2 separate regions of the Mus musculus genome follow, and region 1 is linked to region 2. The links are chromatin loops, found by intact Hi-C in ENCODE. Cell type or tissue: left cerebral cortex. All regions are shown on one strand. Links, peaks and the distances in the headings refer to the core of each region. The heading gives the core; the rest is flanking DNA.

What was found. Hi-C counts contacts between places; a loop is a spot of excess contacts. Peaks named below come from ENCODE experiments on the same cell type or tissue, not always from the same donor. Only the 100,000 strongest peaks of a DNase experiment are listed, where the experiment ranks them.
Region 1: a loop joins it to region 2, with 6 times the contacts of the local background. A loop is called at or near these places in 24 of 42 quality-filtered maps.

What each region holds. Positions count from the first base shown.
Region 1 is chr5:44,048,785-44,059,045 of GRCm38, reverse strand. Prom1 (prominin 1) reads left to right here. Exons shown (of 28, transcript NM_001163577.1): 4 at 394-420; 5 at 2,963-3,168. Among named protein-coding and RNA genes, the nearest start is that of Prom1, 48 kb to the left of the region's middle. In left cerebral cortex, for the core only: no CTCF peak of the experiment used is centred there; a DNase peak (open chromatin) is centred at 6,334.
Region 2 is chr5:44,262,401-44,272,661 of GRCm38, reverse strand. No RefSeq gene overlaps it. Among named protein-coding and RNA genes, the nearest start is that of Gm35959, 36 kb to the right of the region's middle. In left cerebral cortex, for the core only: a CTCF peak has its summit at 3,911 (motif pointing right); a DNase peak (open chromatin) is centred at 3,948.

The sequences.
Region 1 (10,261 bases), core at 1,413-9,412, 210 kb after region 2:
GGACATTTCCAGATTTCATCCTAGAGGGCGCACTTTAGAAGAGTTGTCTTTGATTCTTGGACTAGAGGCAGCCCTTGTTACTGCTTCATGAAGATCATATAGCAAGCATGTTAACATCTGTAACTGCCCTGTGATTGCTTTTTCCCTAACTGATGATCATGCTGACTTTGAACCTTTCAAAAACCCAAACTTGAATTGCGGAACTTGACTCTGAAATACTGGTTCTCCATATGCACTCAAGAATCTCTATCCTGTTCTCATGTGGATCCCCACCATGTTATTTTACCATGTGGACTTCGGTTATGGTGAATGACTCATGTGACTTTTCTGTTTTATTTCGATGCATGCTGCCTCTGCTACACACAAACTCCTCAACTGCTTTGATTTCTACAGCCAGAAATCATAGTCTTGGCTCTGAAGGTAAACTGTGCGCTTGCTCTCTGTTCTGTGTCATTGTTCGTCTTAGGTCAATGGCTAGTGCTGTCTCTGTTGGTACTTTCTGTTCTTCCCCGGTGATTCCACTGTGATGGTGTTTCAGTTTGTTTTGTCTGTATCATCTCTGTGGTGTGTGAGGCCCTAAGATCAGTTCTGCTCTAGGGCAGGGTAGGAGAAAGAGGAAGGAAATCATACAACCTCATTCATGACCCTGACTGATACCTAATTGATAAAATTGGGAAGGTTGTATAGAACTTATAAACTCTTGTTGTTGTTGAAGCTAAAACTGATGCACTATAAACATTTTAATACATCTTCTTTTCTGGATTTGAGTTTATTGCTTCCTGTGGTTCTGAAAATATTTAAAACTCCTTTAAATTATTAAATAATTTTGTTTGCTGAGAAATGGGAGCAAATCTGTAAGTATGTGAGAATTTAGAGTGTATGGGTTGGTTTCTTAGTTGGCCAATGATATTACTTCTCAAGGAAGTGCTAAAGAGTCAGTAAATAGCAGGTGTTCATGGATAGGAGAAAGAGGCTACACACACACACACACACACACACACACACACACACACTGATGAACTTAGCCTTTTTTTTAGCATTTTAACTTTAATATTGAAATGAAGAGTATCCAAGTGTCAGCTGCACCCTGATTCATACATGAGCAATTGTCTATAGCTAATTGCTATCAATTGATCATTGACTCTAAGCAGTTGCTTTTGCTTTGAACAGTTCATCCCTGATGCCATGACAGCTCATCCCTGATGCCTATGAAGCTCATCATATTAATGGCTATTTTCCTAGTGGGAACTAGGCTCTCCTAGAAGGATGTAGCTGATTTCAGTTTTAGTGTTCTCTGCCAAGGCATCATCACCTCTAGCAGGGTTGTCCACCCAGTAGGGCTGCTGTCTGTACATCAGGCCATTTAAACCAAGAGACAGGTACCTTGCAAGGCAGGCAGCTGAGGAGAGCCAGCTAGCTGGGAGGATGGCAGGATTGCCACCAAGTTCATTCTGGTGGACATTCAGGAGTGATGACAGAGATAATAGGGTAGGGGATCACACACTGGTGGGTGGCTGCTAATGATGACAGGTGGCCAGAGGGCACACACACAATCACATCCCTGTGTCAGGAGATGCTTTTTAGCTCTGCAGATTTCAGGGACAGAATTCACTCTTTTCTTCAGCTGATTTTGTCACTGCCATATTCCACTGTAGACAGGCTCCAGGGAGTGGAGGCCTTGAGTACTTTTTTTGATTGCCTCACTCATAGTAATGAGAAAAAAAAAACCAGACATCATTCAACTATGAAAAGATAAAGTGAGTTGGCTAAACAGGAAATTGGATGTGAGGTCAGGTCTCAGTGCACACCTAAAGGAGCAAGGCTCATATCTTGTCCGACCCTTCATTTTAGCACCTACCTCCTACACTGCTATCTTGTTTGTTCACGAATCATCAAATGCCATCCTGTGAGTTTTCTGCCATTCTAGTTGGTAGAGTACTTGCTTAGCTTTCACGAATTTCTGAGTTCCATCCTCAGTACCACATAAGCTAGGCATGGAGACACACATCCCGTGATTGAAGCATCCAAGAGGTGGAGGCAAGGGGATCATTTTTTACTACTGAGACCAGCCTGGGATTCAGGGAAGTTTGTCTCAAAAACAAAAGAAAGCATCAGGGAGTGAGCATCCAAACAAGAGAAATGCAAGTCACTCTGTGCACAGACTGGAATGAAAGGTTATTTCATCCTCCAGGGCATTGATTGATCCAGGACCAAGCTAGCAGGGAGAGTGAAAAGAGTTAAGGTCTATCTAATGATTGTATGTGGGAGTTGGGCTGGATCCTGGGAGCTCAGGACCAGTGTGGACACCGGCTGCCAATGCCAAGCCCCCGTAGTCACCAGGTCTGCCTCTTGGACGGCAGAGAAAGCTTCACTTGCCTGGTGATTGCCTAGGTGCTCCCTCTTTAAGCATTCGTTATCTCTCCTTCTCACAATGACCTGATGAGAGCCATACTGTTATTCCCAGTGTCTGTGTGGAAAAGGTAAAGGCCTTGTGCTTGAGTCACTCAGAATGTCTATACTTTGTTCAACATTGAGATACTTTTAGAAACATGGAGTTTGTCACTAATCAATCCCATCCAACATGGTTCAAATCTTTCCTAATCTCTACTTGTTCTGTTCTGTCTCCCTGGTGTAAAGCACCCTGTGTATGTACGACTCTCTATGCAGAGCTTTTTTTTTTTTTTTTAAGCCATCTGGAAAACAAAATGCCCTTGGAATTGAAAGTAAACCATTTCCCACTTGACCTTGCTCTTAGGGTAACTTCCAGGTAATTGAAAGGAATATGAAACTCTTGGCCAGCATTCTGGTAATTCAGGACTCTACTTTCTTCAACAGAGAGTTTCTAAATGGAAAAGTCCTTAACTGAGTGCATACTGGGGTCCTCACAATAGCTACCACCTGTGGAATCTTCTTCCTGTTTTGTGTGACGTGACATATGCTGTGCTTTTCCTTTGCGTTGCAGATTGCCCTCTATGAGATCGGAGTCCTTATCTGCGCCATCCTGGGACTGCTGTTCATTATCCTCATGCCTCTGGTGGGCTGCTTCTTTTGTATGTGCCGTTGCTGCAACAAATGCGGCGGAGAGATGCACCAGCGGCAGAAGCAGAATGCGCCATGCAGGAGGAAGTGCTTGGGCCTCTCCCTCCTGGTGATTTGTCTGCTCATGAGGCAAGTCAAGTCTCCAACCGCAGGCAGCTGCCATTAGGGTGTTGCAGGGAGATTGGGGGATGTCTGCTTTTATCCATGAGTTTGTTTTATTTCTTCCTCCTCCTCCTCTCCTTTCTTCTTTTGTCTTTCTTCTTTTTTCCTCCCTCCTCCTGCATCTTTCTTCTTCTTTCATTTTTCTTCTGTCCAGAGTTCACAATGTAGACTTGGCTATCCTGGAACTCACTATATACATACACACACACACACACACACACACACACACACACACACACACATATATATATATACACACACACACACCAGTCTGGTCTTGAACTCGCAGAGATCCAGCTGTATCTGCCTCCCAAAGTGTTGGAATTAAAGGCATGTATCACTACACCCAGCCTCTTTTTTTTTGGAGACAGTATCCCACTATAGAGTATCGGTTGACCTTGAACTTAGTAAGGACTGCAAAAGTCCTGGCTGGACCTGAACATCTAATAGTGTGCCATCTAATAGTGTGCCTATTTTGATTTCCAAGTCCTGGGATAAGAGGCATGCCCCAGCACACCCAGCTAAAGTGAAACAAAACAGAAAGGGACAGTGGAAGTGACTCACAAGGGTGCCACTGTCAACTAAATAATAGCATAGTCTGGAAGTTGTCCTGTCTTACTCCCTGAGAGGTCCTTTTGGCAGTTTTTCCTCTTGTAGATGTCCTGATAAGTTGTGTGTATGTGTGTGTGTGTGTGTGTGTGTGTGTGTGTGCGCGCGTGCATGCGCCCCCCCCCCCCCCCCAGGAACACAGGAATGTGTGAATTCAGGTATGCATATGCCATGGCTTCTATGAGGTCACAGGACAACCTTGGCAGTAACTCCTCATCTTCCCCGTTTCTTAAGGCAAGGCCTCTTTGGGTTTTTTTTTCCCTGAGAGAACTCTAGGTTAGCTGCTTCAAGCTTCCAGGGATTCTCTTGTCCTCTCCTCCCATGCCCAGTAGGCATGCTGAGGTTACAGATGTTTGCCACAAAGGTCCTAGGATTTGAGTTCAAGTCTTTCCGCTTATGTGGCAAGCCCTTTTACCCACTGAGCCAGGTCTCCATCCCCAGGCAAACTTAATGGCTGAAAGCGTTTACCTCCTTCCTCTGACACCTCTGTGGAGGCTCACAGCTTGAGCAGAAGCAGGAAGGAGAGCCTCTGTTCGCTAGTTGAATCCATGACCTCTGTGAATTTGTAAAGATTGTTGAACATAAAGAACTTCCTAGTCATTTTGATACCTGCTCTTCTTGAGTGTGCCATTTGCCCCGGCTTGTGAAGTCTAGAGAATTCCTTCATAAGCCAAGGATATTCATGTGTAATTCCCGCTGTTGATAAAAGTTTCCAGCTGATGGCAGATCAGAAACATGCATGCCTGTAAGACGGTGCTGTTTTGTAGGAGCTACATCTATTTCCCAGCTGAAGACTGTCCCCCAAGAGCCCCCCTTATTGTGACACAGCTCTCCTATGCTTATGCCTTTTTAGATTTTTTTATAATTATTTTAATTTATTGTGTGTGTGGCAAATGTGCTTGCTCCCAAGGGTTGGGTAGGATACATAGATACATACAGAGTGCATACATAGTGAGGTCAGGGGGCAACTCCTGAAAGGGTCTCTTCTCTAACTTCATCATGCCTGATCTGGGGATTGAACTCTGATCATTAAGCTTGGCAGTAAGTCCCTTTACCCACTGAGCCATCTTGCCTGACCTCAGTGAGCATTTCCTACACTAAAAGAAATGAAGTGTCATGTGCACAGTGCTGAACCTGATGGCTACAGTCACGACAAGGCTCAGCGGTGAGCCCTCTACTCTGCTTTCTGAAACCACCACACTGGCTCAGCAGCTGCAAGATGGTTTAAGTCTAACCATACTAATTGGGACTTTAAGCACAAAGCAAAGTTAAGTCCTACAATTGAAGTTCTGGGTCCAAACCCAGAGGAAGTGCTTAAGTGGGGGGTCATTATTAAAGGCTTGACCAGGACGCATGGCTTATAGATATACCTACCAAAGATTCCACCGATCTAGAGCTACCTCCAAGAAAGATGACAAGAAAAAGAAATGTGCAGATCTGATAAAGCAATAAAGGGAGCACACTTTGTTCATTTGTTTGCCTTTGAGACAGTGTTTCTCTACATAGCCTGGCTATTCTGCAACTCACTCTGTAGAACAGGCTGGTCTCAAACTCACAGAAATCCACCTGCCTCTGCCTCCAAAGTGCTGGGATCAAAGGCATGTGCCACCACACTTGGAAAAACACCTTTTAATATTTGACCAAAAAAAAAAATTATGTGCAGTGACTGACGAAGCCAATGGCTGTCCCTGGTAAAGAAAGTGAAGGTCTCTGGGGAGCTGGACGGTGCTCAGCTGCTTGACCCCTGAGTTACTAGTGCAGGCCTGGGTTACCTATTGTATTGATATAAACGTGACCAACAAAGACTCCCCATCACCAACAAAAGCAATTCAGTGCCTCTTGTCCCAGAGAAGTGACAGCTGGATCAAAGACAGGGCTTACCTGAAAATAATAGAAGTATAAACATTAACCAAGTATTAGTTAGTATTAACCAAGTATTAGTTAGTATGTGCACACACAGGACCCGGATTCGTGTGCCCTTAACTTCCTGCACTTCTGCTTATTCGTTCCTTTCTCACTTGAACTCAAAGTGTGGACATATGTTCTCCATCTCTGACCTTTCTGCTCTGTCTGTCGCAAACAATTCAAATCTCTTCTTTCCCTGGTAATTCCTGAAGTGTCTGTCTCTCTCCCTACTTCCCTTTGAAGCCTTCTCAGGAATGACTAGACTCAGCAGGGCAGTATGGGAAGGGGGAGGGCAAGTTAGCAAAGGAATGCGAGTTATAGCCTAAAGACCCTTCAGACTCTACAGGGGTTCCCTAGTGTTTCCAGGAAGCTGGAGATGCGGGTTTCCTTCGCCCACAGATTTGACTTGTATGTTTTTCATCTACATACCCTAGACTTTAAGAACTAGGCTCAAATCAGGAGGTTAGGAGGTCACGCTGCCTTTGAGCTTTCCCTAAAGGCAGCTCTAGAATGTGAGAGAGAACCTTGGGACCTGGCCACATGGTTCTGCCTTCTGTCTGTCTGCAGAGGATTGCATTCCCACTCCTTTGGCTGGGTCAGCAGATGTAACTTCCTCAGAAAGAAAAAAAAAAAAAAAGAACTTGTCTTCACACTTGTCAACAACTACATTTGTCAGTGTCCCAAAGGCTATGTAAGAGAAAAGAAGGCTGAGAAGACAGCTTAGTGTTTTAGAGGGCTTGCTGCTCTTGCAGGGGACACAAGTGCAGTCCAAGCACTCCCTGGGCAGCTCCCAACCACTTGTAACTCTAGCCCCAGGGACCCAACACTCTTTCCCGGACTCTGTGAGCACTGGACTCAATTGCATGCACCCATACACAGACACACAACCATGCACGCAAATAAAGGTAAAGATGAATCTAGAAAGAAAAGAATAGCCTAAACCCATCCATGCCTTGAGTTTTGGGAAGTTTCTGGAGAGCATCGGAAGTCAGCTTTGGTAACAATTACCCTGGAGAACTAAAGCTTCTACATTTATCTAAGCATAGGATGTGCGGACCACCCCCTGGTTTGGAGGGCAGAGCATCTCAAGAAAACAGATCAGAATGTATCCCGCCAGAGTATCTTGAGTCTTTGTTAATGGGAACAAGAGATCTGGCTGTTTAAAATTTCAATAAGTAACTTTTAAGAAGGAAGAGCTCCGTGACTGCTCGCTAAAAGCATCTGTTTGGCTTTTCACTGGCCAATTTCATGAAGGCTGTAGACGGGGAAAAAATTGCTTCATTTTCTAAAGATTTGGCCTATAAAGCTCTTTTTTTTATTTAAAAAAATTTTTTTTAATTTTTGACATAATCTTACTTCTCACCTTTCTTCCCTCTAAACCCTCTCATTTACCCCTTCTTTCTCTCTTTCAAATTCATACCTTTTTTTTCATTACTTGTTGTTACATGCATATATGTGTTTGTATATACATATATTTTCTTTTATAAATTTATTTATATATTATTATTAATCATTCCATTTGTTTACATCTCAAATGATATCCCACTTCCACCACCACCCCATCCCACATCTGCCCTCCCCCTCCCTCTTTAAAAGCTCTTAAGTCTATATTTGTAAGTGTGTGAGATTATTTTCCACAGTATACAAACAATTCATAATGCCATTTATCCTAGGAATAAAAGTTCCTGTCTTCTGCGCAGAATCTGAAGACATTTTACTCTACCTCACCAAAGCACCTATTTGGTAGTTTAAGGAGAGTTACATCTGGTTCCACTGACGGGGCATGCATTGATGTTTTATGGCTTGTTTGCCTTGGGTCATTCTTTTCTCAGTGTCTTCATGCCCTAGGCATTGACTGGTATCTGTTACAATGAAGAAAAAATAATTTATGTGGCTCTAATATTTGCTTTAAAGTACAATGAATAACAGCGAGTGTCTAGCTCGATGGCAAATAGAGGCATTCATTCTCTATTTAGTTTAAATGAAAGGTTTAAGTTAGAGCTCATAACTAGAAACTAGCATTGGTCAACACAGTAAAGTCTTTATCAGTTGCTAGTATTTGCTCATTGGGAGGTTTATGTAAGAACTCAGTTTACAGGTGTTTGCTGGGAAGTTCCTTTGCGGCGTTACTTTGGAGAACTACAGAGAAAATGTTCTGCCAGCCACCTGCCATCTTCCAGGTCTCAGGCCACCCTGTTTCCTCTCTTTCTTTCTGACCATGAGGGCTTTTGAACTTGTTATTTTAAACATTGTTGTTGTTGTTGTTCTCACCGTTGGGTGTTTTATATTCATGTGTCTGCATTTTGTGCATGCCTGATGCCTGCAAAGGCCATATCCTCAGGAACTGGAATCACAGAGTGACCATGTGGGTGTTGGGATTTGAACCTGGGTCCTCTGGAAAGGCATCCTTGCTAACTGCCAAGCAGTCTTCCCAGCCCTTGGAGTTGTCATTTTTTTAACCCAAACATAAACATTTACACTGGAAATTTGCTTGGAAAGTTGTTGAGATCATTTGCAGAACTCTGTTTAGCACAGACTTTGTTGTTGTTGTTGTTGTTGTTGTTGTTAAAGTTATTGATAGCATGATTTTGATCGTCTCTAGCCGGGCTTTCTAGAACTGCGTTCTTGACAGTTGAAAGGTTTGGAAAGGATATTTTCTGAAAGGTTGTACGGCAGTTCGTTGATCTGAGTGACTTTCTTGTGAGTAAAGTCATATAGAATAAAGGACAAGGGCAGTTTCTGACATCTACGCTGAGCACACAGCAAGTGTCAGCAGATCAAGTTTAGAACAAACCTTCAAGCGTTCAGGAATGAGGACAGGCCACATAAGGCAAAGTTGACGGGGAGGAGGTTACGACCTCCTTTTAGGGGCATTGAACTTAGGTATAACTAAGAGTAAACCTCGGCAGGCATTGCGACACACGACATCACAGATTCCTGTGGCGGAGCTCCTTTCATGGGGATGGACAGGAAAAGGTCAATAGGAAGTGGTGAACTTCCTGGTCCACTTTGACTTATTCCATGACCAAATGGGTCTGTTGCTTGGTAGAAGGAATGACTGAGATCATTTGTAGCATGCAGGGAGAGAAAGTCTGATTCCCCAGGGTGGATACCAGCTCTACTTAGGGGTGATTCTAACTTGTCACAACCCAAATATTTGAACCTGGCTTAGTTAAATAAAGACCCTGGTATATTACCAGGTTTCAGTTCTTGTTTGTGTGTGTGTGTGTGTGTGTGTGCATGTGTGCCTTGCACATAACTCTAAAATCATCGAGTCACTAACCTAGCTTAGGATTAGGGTGTCTTGCTCACCAGTAATGAATATAACTGAGGTACACTGTCTGCTTCATAAGTGTAGGACAGAGAGTAGTGGGTCATATGGCAGTTCAAAGGGTACAGGACGTTTTGTCTTCATTTTCTGAGGTTGCACTAAGATGGGACTCAAGCTTTAGAATAAACAAGTTCCCAGGGAATTTGTGGACATCCCCCAAGCCCTTCTCCTTTGCAATATGAGCAGTGTTTATACATCCTAGGGTGGATTCCAGCTGGTTTATAATATCAGCTCCAAGCTGCCCTGGCTCCAAGCTGGCTGAAGCTCAGATAGAAAGAAAGGTCTTCACGGAGTTAGTGGGGCTGGGGGCTGGGGGGTGAAGTGGGGGGATGGGGAGTGGGGAGGTGGTGGGAGGCGGAGTGGGGATGAGGAACCAGGTCCAAGTCACATGTTCTGGCTCTCCTAATTCCACCATAGCTCACTAGGCTGAGTTAAGTACTGTTCAATGTCATGTGCCACATAGGCATGTTAGTGTCACTGGCAGCCCGAGAGGAACTGTGTATTATTGTCACAGGAAGACAAGTTTTAAGAACGAGAAACCACATACGAACTAAGCACTCCTCCAGATGCAACAGTACTTTTTATTTGTTTAGAATTTTTTTTTTTTTTACTATGTGTCTGTGTCTGTGGCTATGTGTGATTATTTGTTTATATGTGTGTATCTGTGATTATGTGTCCATGTGTGTATGTGTCTGGGGGGGAGGGGGGGATATGAGCACTGGAATGTGGATGCCCTTGAAAGCCAGAGGCATTGGCTGCCCCAAAGCTGGCAATACAGTTGGTTGTAAGCAGCCCCTCAGGTGCTATGAACTAAACTTGGGTTCTCTGGAAGAACAGTTGTGAAAACTTTCTTCCTGTTGAGCCATCTCTCCAGCCCCATGGAGCAGTACTCTTAAACAGAGTGAATATATGTCCTGGGACTTGGATTTTGTTGTTGTTGTTGTTCATTTGTTTGTTTGTTTGGGTTTTTTTGTTGTTGTTTTGTTTTTGGTGACATGGGATTTTTTCAATGCAAAAAGGCAGGATGCCTGTTATCCCACTGGTACGGAGATTGCTTGGTAACTTGATAGGCTGTTCCATGTTGTTTCCCCAGGATTTATTTGGTACTTGCTAACCTGTTCTTAAAGCATATGCACATTGTACACTGGATACAAAAATAACAGTTTTGGTCTTTTCTGTCTGTGGGTAAAACGGGTTGTGCTATTTATTAATTCC
Region 2 (10,261 bases), core at 798-8,797:
GGAGTTAGAGAGATGGCCCAGTGGTTAAGAGCACTTGACTGCTCTTCCAGAGGTCCCTGGTTGTCCTGAAACCCTCTTTGTAGACCAGGCTGTTCTTGAACTCACAGAGATCCACCTGCCTCTGCCTCCTGAGTGCTGGGCCCTTGAGTTCAATTCTTAGCAACCATATGGTGACTTGCAACCATCTGTAATGGGATCTGATGCCCTCTTCTGGTGTGTATGAAGACAGAGCACTCATTTACGTAAAAATACATGAATAAAAAAATAAATCTTCCTTAAAAAAAAAAAAGAAAGAAAGAAAATGCCGGGAACCAAATTATATAAAGATACAATTTAGGTCTTGAGAGCAGAGTCATTTTCTCTTTAAGTGCCACCTCCTTCCTCATTCTCCTCCCTTCCCCCAGCTTGAATTTCCATCACCACTTACTTCTTGGTCTGCTTTAGCCGGTGCAAGTCAATTTCCTTCTCCTTCCTTCCTTTTCCCTGCTCATACCCACCCCTCCCCTTTCTGCCACACCCGAAGGAGACTCGTGGCTCATCCAAGCCACTGCCAACTCTCTGCTATTTCACCCTTCTAGGTAGAACTTCCTGGAGCTCCTTCCACCAGAGCCGGCCTCCTCAGCCTCTGAGCAGCCTCAGGACAAACAGGCCACTCAGATTCAACCTCCCATAGGAGTTGACTGCCTCGGGAGCACAGCCTGGAATTTTTTGAAGAATCCCTGGTGTGTATGTACACACGGCTAGCCCATTTCTGTACTGACTCTCCCCATCCTTTTTAAAGCCAAGTTTTTGTGAGCTCCTTTCATCCATCCACTCAGCATCTCTCCAACCAATCCCCTGTTCTCTCCAACCAATCCCCTGTTCTCTCCAACCAATCCCCTGTTCTCTCCAACCAATCCCCTGTTCTCTGACTTCAGAACCACTCACTTCATTGGCTATCCATAGAATAGCCCGAACCCAGGCATTCCCCCTAAGGATTGGAAGCCAGCTCCAGCTTTAGCCGGAAACATGGAAACCACCCTGGCTATCTGGTGAATGGGGGCTGTTTCTGATGCGCCTCCCTTCTTAAGTTTTAAGAGTCTCCTTCTAGGATGGAAGGTTTCCGCTAGGAGGAAATTGCTACACACCAACCAGCATTCTGCGATTCCATTTCTTTAATGTTAATAGGACTTTTTAGATTTTTCTGTTCTCATAAATCCTTTCGTTCTCTATATATTTATGCAAACTTGGCAAATTACTTCCAAATTTAGGGGCATAGAATGCTTCGTGATATCTTTAGATAGTGTCTTTCATCTCTGCTGCTGGGATTCCTCTCATCCTGCTGCTGCTATTTCTCATTTGCCATTATTACTAATACTAATAACCATTGCTAGAAGCTTTCATTGGTCTTCACCAAGGCTAGCTTTAGTGTTTGTTTCCTTTTGTTTCCTCTTTAGTTGTTTCTGCCTTCTGTCACTGCCTTCTCTTATGTTAAGCTTATTCTACCATTGTTTTCCTAACCCCGTAGACAATGCCGGGTGTGTTGTTCTGGTTTGGGAGTTTTAGATGTTTTTGTATGAAGATCGTGAATTTAAAAGGACTCTGATAGCTGAAGTCTATTAGCAATTATTTTGTAGTGTTACTCAGCTTGACACTTCAGAAATTTTATTTCCGTTTCTTCTTGGGATACACACTAGTAATCAAAACTGTAAATTTCTTAAATTTTGTGAAAGTGTGGGCATTCTATTTTTTTAGCATTTCCAAATTAGTTTGCCAGACAGCTTGGTCTGTGGTGTGTCTCCTTTCAGATTGTTGGTCAGACCTGTTCTGTGGTCACTGTCTCTTCATTCTCTGAGTAAATCAGAGTTCCATTATGCTTATTTGATTGTATTATAAGTTCTAAAAATAAAGAAGAGAGTGTGTGCAGAGGGAGTAAAGGAGAAGAGGGAGGTAAGAGATAATGACCAAATAAATATGACCAAATATGTTGTATAAAATCCTCAGATAATAAAAATATCATGCTAAAAGCACATTTTCTAATTTCTCTGGAATATGCACTTCATCACAAATTTTAAAAGTTAGTTAAATTTTACCATCATTGAAGAAAATGTTTCAATGTCTCCTTGAAATTCTTTAAGTGTTTGCTTACACATTGTGTAAGATACAAGTACTAGATACCAGTACAAATCCAGAGCTATTTTAGTTTCTTATTTATTTTATATAGTGACTTCTTTCACTCCCAACATTGCTTGCATTGCTATAAAAAGCTAATATTTGACTGATATTAATAATGAATCTCTAACTGTAACAATTAAGCTGATAAGAACATTGCTGTCACGGTTATGGCTTGCAGCCTTAGTTGTAATGTGAAGGTTGAATATCCTCTGTAGGGTCTCATGTTTGGACACTTGTCCTCCAGCTGAGAACACTGAGAAAGTTCTGGAACCTTTAGGAGAAATGGGTCACTGGCGGGGAAGCCTTAAGGTCTTACAGCACAATCGTAATTCCAGTTCATATGGTGCAGATGCAGTGTGACCAGTCAGCCTCTAGCTCCTGCCACTATGTCTTCCCAGACACAGTGGAATGATCCCCAAAACAGTAAGCTAAAGTAAGACCTTCCTTCCTTCCTTCCTTCCTTCCTTCCTTCCTTCCTTCCTTCCTTCCTTCCTCCCTTCCTTAACTTTCTTTAATCATATTTTGCTGTCACAGTGTGAAAAGTTGCTAATGAAGGCTTGCATGGAAAGTCATTTGTTTCTAGAGTCCTGGTGGATGGCTAGGCTGTGGGGCCCATGAGTTGGGCATCTCCATTTATGTCAAGAGAGAAAGGGTAGATGCTGACCTATAATTTTAATCTTGTCTTTCCTTGCCTGAGCACCCTGGCCAAAGACATCGCCTGATCTCCCTGACAAGGCTATGTTGATGGACATGTCTTCATAGCTATGGACCACGCTAGGTGCTCCTGAGAGATCACATCCACTGCATCTTTGTCTTGGTGAATTGCATTTCTTTCCCATCCCAGTTCATCCTTCTCAAGCTCTCCCAACCAGGATAAGGACATAGCCTAGTGCCTGGAGCCTCTACAGCCACGCAGCTTAATCTCAGCTCAGAAACAGAGAACACCACAAGGCCTGGCTAGGTGTGTGTGTGTGTGTGTGTGTGTGTGTGTGTGTGTGTGTGTGTGTGGTGTGTGTGTGTGTGTATGTGTGTGTAGTGTGTAGGTGTGGTGTGTGTGTGTGTGTAGTGTGTGTATGTGTGTGTGGTGTGTGTGTGTATATGTGTGTGTAGTGTGTAGGTGTGTGGTGTGTGTGTGTGTGTGTATGTGTGTGTAGTATGTAGGTGTGTGGTGTGTGTGTGTGTGTGTGTGTGTGTGTGTGTGTTCTATGATGTGAAGAAAGTATATCTTTTTTAATTCTCAGGTCATGCCTAGATGAGTAAATCCAGGAATCCATGACCTGCTTGTGACTCTCCTTTTCATGAGTGGAAATTTCAAACCCTAAAGACATTGCTGAGAAATTAAATAGACCTCCACAATTAGGCAGACAGAGATGGAGGGATGTGGGGGCCAGGGATGACATAAGTGGCAGTAAATACTGGAGAGGGGGAGAAGTATAAATGATGGCTGTTTTTCCAGAAAACATCCCCTGTTTTTCTAAATGTCCGCCTCTTCTGAGAATGAAAAGAATGATAACAAGTTTCACAGCAGAGCAAGCTATATATAAGGAGGCAATATCTTCAAAACTTAACATGTACCCAAATTTTCTAAAAATCTAAAAACAGAGCTTTCTATATGCTAATAGCACTTTTAAAAAACCCATATACTATAGGCTTTATATCTTCTGTTGCCCAGAAAAATCTTAAATATATCTGTGTTTTTACCCTAAACTATTACTTTATTTGAAGGACTCATAGATTTTAGTAAAATTCAGACACAACTCTCACTAGATGGCAGCACGTAACAGCATATAAGGAGACAGGCCATCTCTGCTGTCAGAAGCTCCAAGAGCAACTGTGAAAACCCAACAATGAAAGGAGATTCGATGGATCACAGGGCTCCCAATGGAGGAGCTAGAGAAAGTAGCCAAGGAGCTAAAGGGATCTGCAACCCTATAGGTGGATCAACATTATGAACTAACCAGTACCCCGGAGCTCTTGACTCTAGCTGCATATGTATCAAAAGATGGCCTAGTCGGCCATCACTGGAAAGAGAGGCCCATTGGACATGCAAACTTTATATGCCCCAGTACAGGGGAATGCCAGGGCCAAAAAGTGGGAATGGGTGGGTTGGGGCGTGAGTAGGAGGGTATGGGGGACTGTACTGGCTAGTTTTGTGTCAACTTGACACAGCTGGAGATATCACAGAGAAAGGAGCTTCAGTTGAGGAAATGCCTCCATGAGATCCAACTGTAAGGCATTTTCTCAATTAGTGATCAAGGGGGAAAGGCCCCTTGTGGGTGGTGCCATCTCTGGGCTGGTAGTCTTGGATTCTATAAGAGAGCAGGCTGAGCAAGCCAGGGGAGGCAAGCCAGTAAAGAACATCCCTCCATGGCCTCTGCATCAGTTCCTGCTTCCTGACCTGTTTGAGTTCCAGTCCTGACTTCCTTTGGTGATGAACAGCAGCATGGAAGTGTAAGCCGAATAAACCCTTTCCTCCCCAACTTGTTTCTTGGTCATGATGTTTGTGCAGGAATAGAAACCCTGACTAAGACAGGGACTTTTGGGATAGCATTGGAAATGTAAATGAGGAAAATACCTAATAAAAAGTATTTTTAAAAAATTTTTTAAAAAAGAAAATGTGTCATTATCAAAATTCAGTAAGCAATTCACAAATACTTTTATTGAAACACATGTTTTTTTAAAATAACACAAGTTGAAGAAAAAGCGCTGCTATAAACATGATCTAAACCCCAAGCAGAGCATTCCATCTGCTCCTGAGAACTAGGAACCCCACAGTTCTGTGGGGCATTTATAATTTTACTTTAGTCCCAAGGGTTAATTCTTCATACTTAGCAATATTTAAAAAAAAACTTTTATTCACTTAAGGCATTTGTGTGAATTCTAAATTTACTATGGAAATTAAAAGTTCTATTCTTGTGATCCACTCAAATTTTCTTTCAAAACCTCTTTCCCAGCCAGATGGTAGCAACTATCTCCTTTTCACACACTATATAACATCATGTTGACTTTCTGAGTGGAAACCGCCACAAATGGAATGACATTCTGACATGTTTGTCTGTCTTGTTTTGTTCAGTATCATGTTTGTGAAGTTGTCTTTTGTTGAGGAACACTGCTGTGGGTCATTTGTTTTTTAAACATTTCATGGATGGTATTCTAGTCTCTGAATATAACAACATTCATAAATTTTGATTGATGGGCACATGCATTTTTTATTTGTGGTTATTAAAGACAGACCCATAGTGAACACCAAGGAATGAAGTGCTTAATGGGGCCATGACAAGCATCCATGTATAGGACTTTAGATGAATGCAGGTACATAATTCCATAGTAATTGCTCAAGTACAAGGCAATGCATTCGTTGAACTTCATCAACTACAGCCAGCATTATCCAAAGTGGTTGTTTCACTTTGTACTTTTATCCTCAGGATATGGTGATATATATATGCATGTATATAATTTCTATTTATCTTAGCCAGTGCTTGTCATTGCATATTTTTTGAGGTCAAGAAACTCCTTATATTTTATTGGTCATTTGAGATGTCATTTATAATACAGGAATGTCTTTGCAGCCATGACTTGTATACCCATTGTTCTTATTATGTCTTAGTTGATACTTGTTCTTTATCTTATTGTGTATTTTTACTAAACTGTAATGACTAGTAATAACTTTGGAAGAAATCATTGACAGCCTCAAGATCAAAATTTCTAAGCTGTAATGGCGAATAATAAGATTGAAAGAAACTATTGCCAACCTTAAGATCAAGAGAATTTTTCCTTCCTTTAATCAGAAAGACTGTTAGTATGTTATGAAGCATGGTAAGGGGTCAATATTTTTTTACAATGTAGATACTAAATTTATCTAACACAATTTGTTTAAAAGGCAAGATTTCTTCATAGTCTAGAGTTTTTTCCTTTGTCATATTCAAATATCTATGCATGCATCATCTTCTCTTAGATTTTGCCTAGCTCTCACTTACATCTCATTGTGTCAGTACCCTGTTTTAATAAATACAGATTTTAAAAGCTTAAAAAGAAAAAAAAAAGGAGATTCGGATCTTCTTTGGCTTCTCTCTAAAAGAAACCTAGTCTTGAGGGGAGGGAGATCTGAGATAAAGTCTCATGTATCCCAGTTGGCCTTGAGTTCCTCTTTTTAACTTATTTCTTTGTATTTCTGTGTATTGGTGTTATGCCTGCATGTCTGTCTGTCTGTGTTAGGGTGCTGTATCCCCTAGAACTGGAATTGCAAGTAGCTATGATCTGCCATGTGGGTGCTGGGAATTGAACCCAGGTTCTCTGGAAGTAGAGCCAATGCTCTTAACCACTGAGCCACCTCTCCAGCCCCAGCCTTCAATTATTTCTGTAGGCAAGGATGATCTTGAGTTCCTGATCCTCCAGCCTTCATTTCCCAAGTGCTGGGATTACAGATCTATTCCATTATTTCCATGTGTAAAACCAAGATTTGGGCTATAAGGGAATCTTACCCAGGTAGCTAAGAAATTTAAGGTCATGGGTAGCAAATTGGCACTCTACATTAAGGGAATGGATCTATTTTATTTTGCTGGAAGATGTATGTTTAATTTTTTTTTAAAAATTGTCCATGCTTAAATTAAAACTGTTTCATTCAAAAACCAATTAAAGAGGTAAAAAACCAAATTAAAAAGAATGCCATTCACCCACTGCATAAAGGAATGCTGTGAAGATGTCAGCTCTATCTAATCAGAATCCCAGCAGGAGTTTTGTAAAGATTCACAAAACACAAGAGAGTCAACAGACAGAACATGTAAAGATTCATAAAACACAAGAGAGTCAACAGACAGAACATGTAAAGATTCACAAAACACAAGAGAGTCAACAGATAGAACATGTAAAGATTCACAAAATATCCAAAAATTACAAAATTACAAAAAAAATGAAAAAATAAACCAACCAATGTTGTATAAGTTTTTTGGTATTTAGTATTTGTCACTAATGGCTATAATTATTTATTTATCATTTGATTTTTAAACATACTTCAAAGCTACCTGCAACCAAGACAGTGTGACATGGCTACAAAGACAAATGCATCAAGGTAGGAGAGTAGGGAGTTTAGACAAAGATAAAAACATATATGGCCCAAAACCTAAGATACCCAAGATATAAGATACAATTTCCTAAACACATGAAACTCAAGAAAAATGAAGACTGAAGTGTGAACACTATGCCCCTCCTTAGAAGTGGGATCAAAACACCCTTGGAAGGAGTTACAGAGACAAAGTTTGGAGCTGAGATAAAAGGATGGACCATGTAGACACTAGCATATCCGGGGATCCATCCCATAATCAGCTTCCAAATGCTGACACCATTGCATACACTAGCAAGATTATGCTGAAAGGACCCTGATATAGCTGTCTCTTGTCAGAGTATGCCTGGGCCTAGCAAACATAGAAGTGGATGCTCACAGTCGGCTATTGGATGGATCACATGGCCCCCAATGAAGGAGCTAGAGAAAGTACCAAAGAAGCTAAAGGGATCTGCAACCCTATAGGTGGAACAACATTATGAACTAACCAGTACCCCGGAGCTCTTGACTCTAGCTGCATATGCATCAAAAGATGGCCTAGTCGGCCATCACTGGAAAGAGAGGCCCATTGGACACGCAAACTTTATATGCCCCAGTACTGGGGAACGCCAGGGCCATAAAAGGGGAGTGGGTGGGTAGGGGAGAGGGGGTGGGTGGCTATGGGGGACTTTTGGTATAGCATTGCAAATGTAAATGAGCGAAATACCTAATAAAAAATGGAAAAAAAAAAGAATTTAAACACCTCAGAATAAAGAAAAATTTACATGTCTAAAAAAAAAAAAACATATATGGCTTATTAACTTGGTGGAAAAAAAATGACAAGATTTTCGAGATAGCCATTTTAGTGAATGAATTTGGCAACAGAAGTACCTGTGCCCAGAAAACTTTAACTGCATTTTTAGTTCCTATCATACAATAAAAGTAGTCATACTTTATGAGACTCAAAGACAAGACTAACTATAAAACATCAACAGTTTTTAAGCTTTCTATTTTAAAAGGCCTATGAATGTTTTTTTTCTTTTCCTGAGAAAGCATTAACATGGTTCTTATAGCCCTGAAGCTTGTCAAAGATTTCTTAGATTAGAACACAAAAAAGACACACTGTGAAACAAAAATGGACTAGTCGGATTTTCATCAAAATGTAATACTTGCTCTTTAAAGCAGAGTTTGAATCCCCAGCACCACATAAGCCCTGGATGGGTGAGACAACTGTATAATTCCATAGCCAGGGAGGCAGGGACTGGATCCCACCAGCAAGCTGGCTGACTAAACTAACCAAATGGGTGAGTTCTGGTTTCAAGTGAGAGACTTTTCCTTAATATAGAGGATGGAGAAGACACCCAGCATCACCTTTGGCTTATATATGCATGTGTACACACAACCACGCACACACCTACGAGACCCTAAATATGTGAACATACATGCACACGTGTAGGTACGCCATACACCTGCACATACACACCAAAAACAGACTACAAACTTGAAAAGAATCTCAACATACATAGCCGGCATAGTATTTTTCTTCAAAACACAAGAAGGACTCTATACCTCAACAACAAGATAGTAAGTACACATTTAAAATGTGGCCAAAGATTTAAATACTTCACAATAAAGATACATGAACAGGCAATTAACTCACCAAATGTCAATTATAACCAAAATAAAGCATAACTCTACATCTAATAGAATGGATAAAATTAAATAGGCTTGCAATAATGCATATTGGTGAAGCCACGAAGCAATATTGCTATGAAAAGCAGCTCAGCATTTTCTCATAAATTTACACTCCATCTCTCTGTTCAGCAAAGAAGTATAGATACAATAAAAGGAATTTAAAATAAGTTTACATGCCTGAAAATGTATAGCAATTTTATACACAATAATCAACTATTGGAAACAACCCACTGTGTTGTTAGGTAAGCAGGTTGTGGCTTACAGTTTTCTTGCAATGGGTATACATACATAAATGTACAGGGTAAATAAGGTGTAATGTCCTTAGTGTTCTCTTGGTTGTTTCCTTTGTTGTTCGAATTGGCTGGTACAAGGACTACCATTGGGGAACAAATTTCTGCTGTGTGGAACACAATGGATGGATCTCAAAAACACTACATTGAGGGAAAGAAGCCAGGAATGAAATCTCAGGTACCACGTGAAAACATTCAAATAAACAGCATGTGCCTTCCCAGCAGAACATCAGTATTAATCTACACCAGGAGGAAGTAGAGCTATACATTCCTGAGATTGCAGATTGGAGACATTAAATGCAAAGGGGCAAGAGAGAAGGTTTTAAGTGATGGAATCAAAACTACGTCATAATCGTGCTACTCCTTCCATAGGCAAGAGTCTCCTACAAAACTACAACAGTAAAAATGCACAAGTCAGTAGGCCCAGCAGTGGGGCAAGAGGATGGCAAAGGAAAATCTCATCATCACACAGCGTAGATGCTGTCTGCCTTGTGCCTTTGAAACAGGATGGCTGTGTGCTTGCTTCTGGTTGCCCTGAACTCCTGGGCTTCACATATAAGGATGTTAATATGGACAGCAAAGATATCTGTTTTATTACCAACAAGTACTTTATGCTTTAATTGTTTTTTTTCCTTTCTTTCTTTCTTTCTTTCTTTCTTTCTTTCTTTCTTTCTTTCTTTCTTTCTTTCTTTCTTTCTTTATATTAGATATTTTCTTTATACACATTTCAAATGCTATCCCGAAAGTTCCCTATACCCTCCCCCTGTCCTGCTCCCCTACCCACCCACTCCTGCTTCTTGGCCCTGGCATTCCCCTGTATTGGGGCATATAAAGTTTGTAAGACCAAGGGGCCTCTCTTCCCAATGATGGCCGACTAGGCCATCTTATGCTACATATGCAGCTAGAGACACGAGCTCCGGGGTACTGGTTAGTTCATATTGTTGTTCCACCTATAGGGTTGCAGACCCCTTCAGCTCCTTGGATGCTTTCTCTAGCTTCTTTAATTGGTTTTTAACCAATAAATAGTCTGCAGTTTGTATACTTGCTTTCTTTCTGTCATCACAGCTACTTTAGCAGTGCAAAT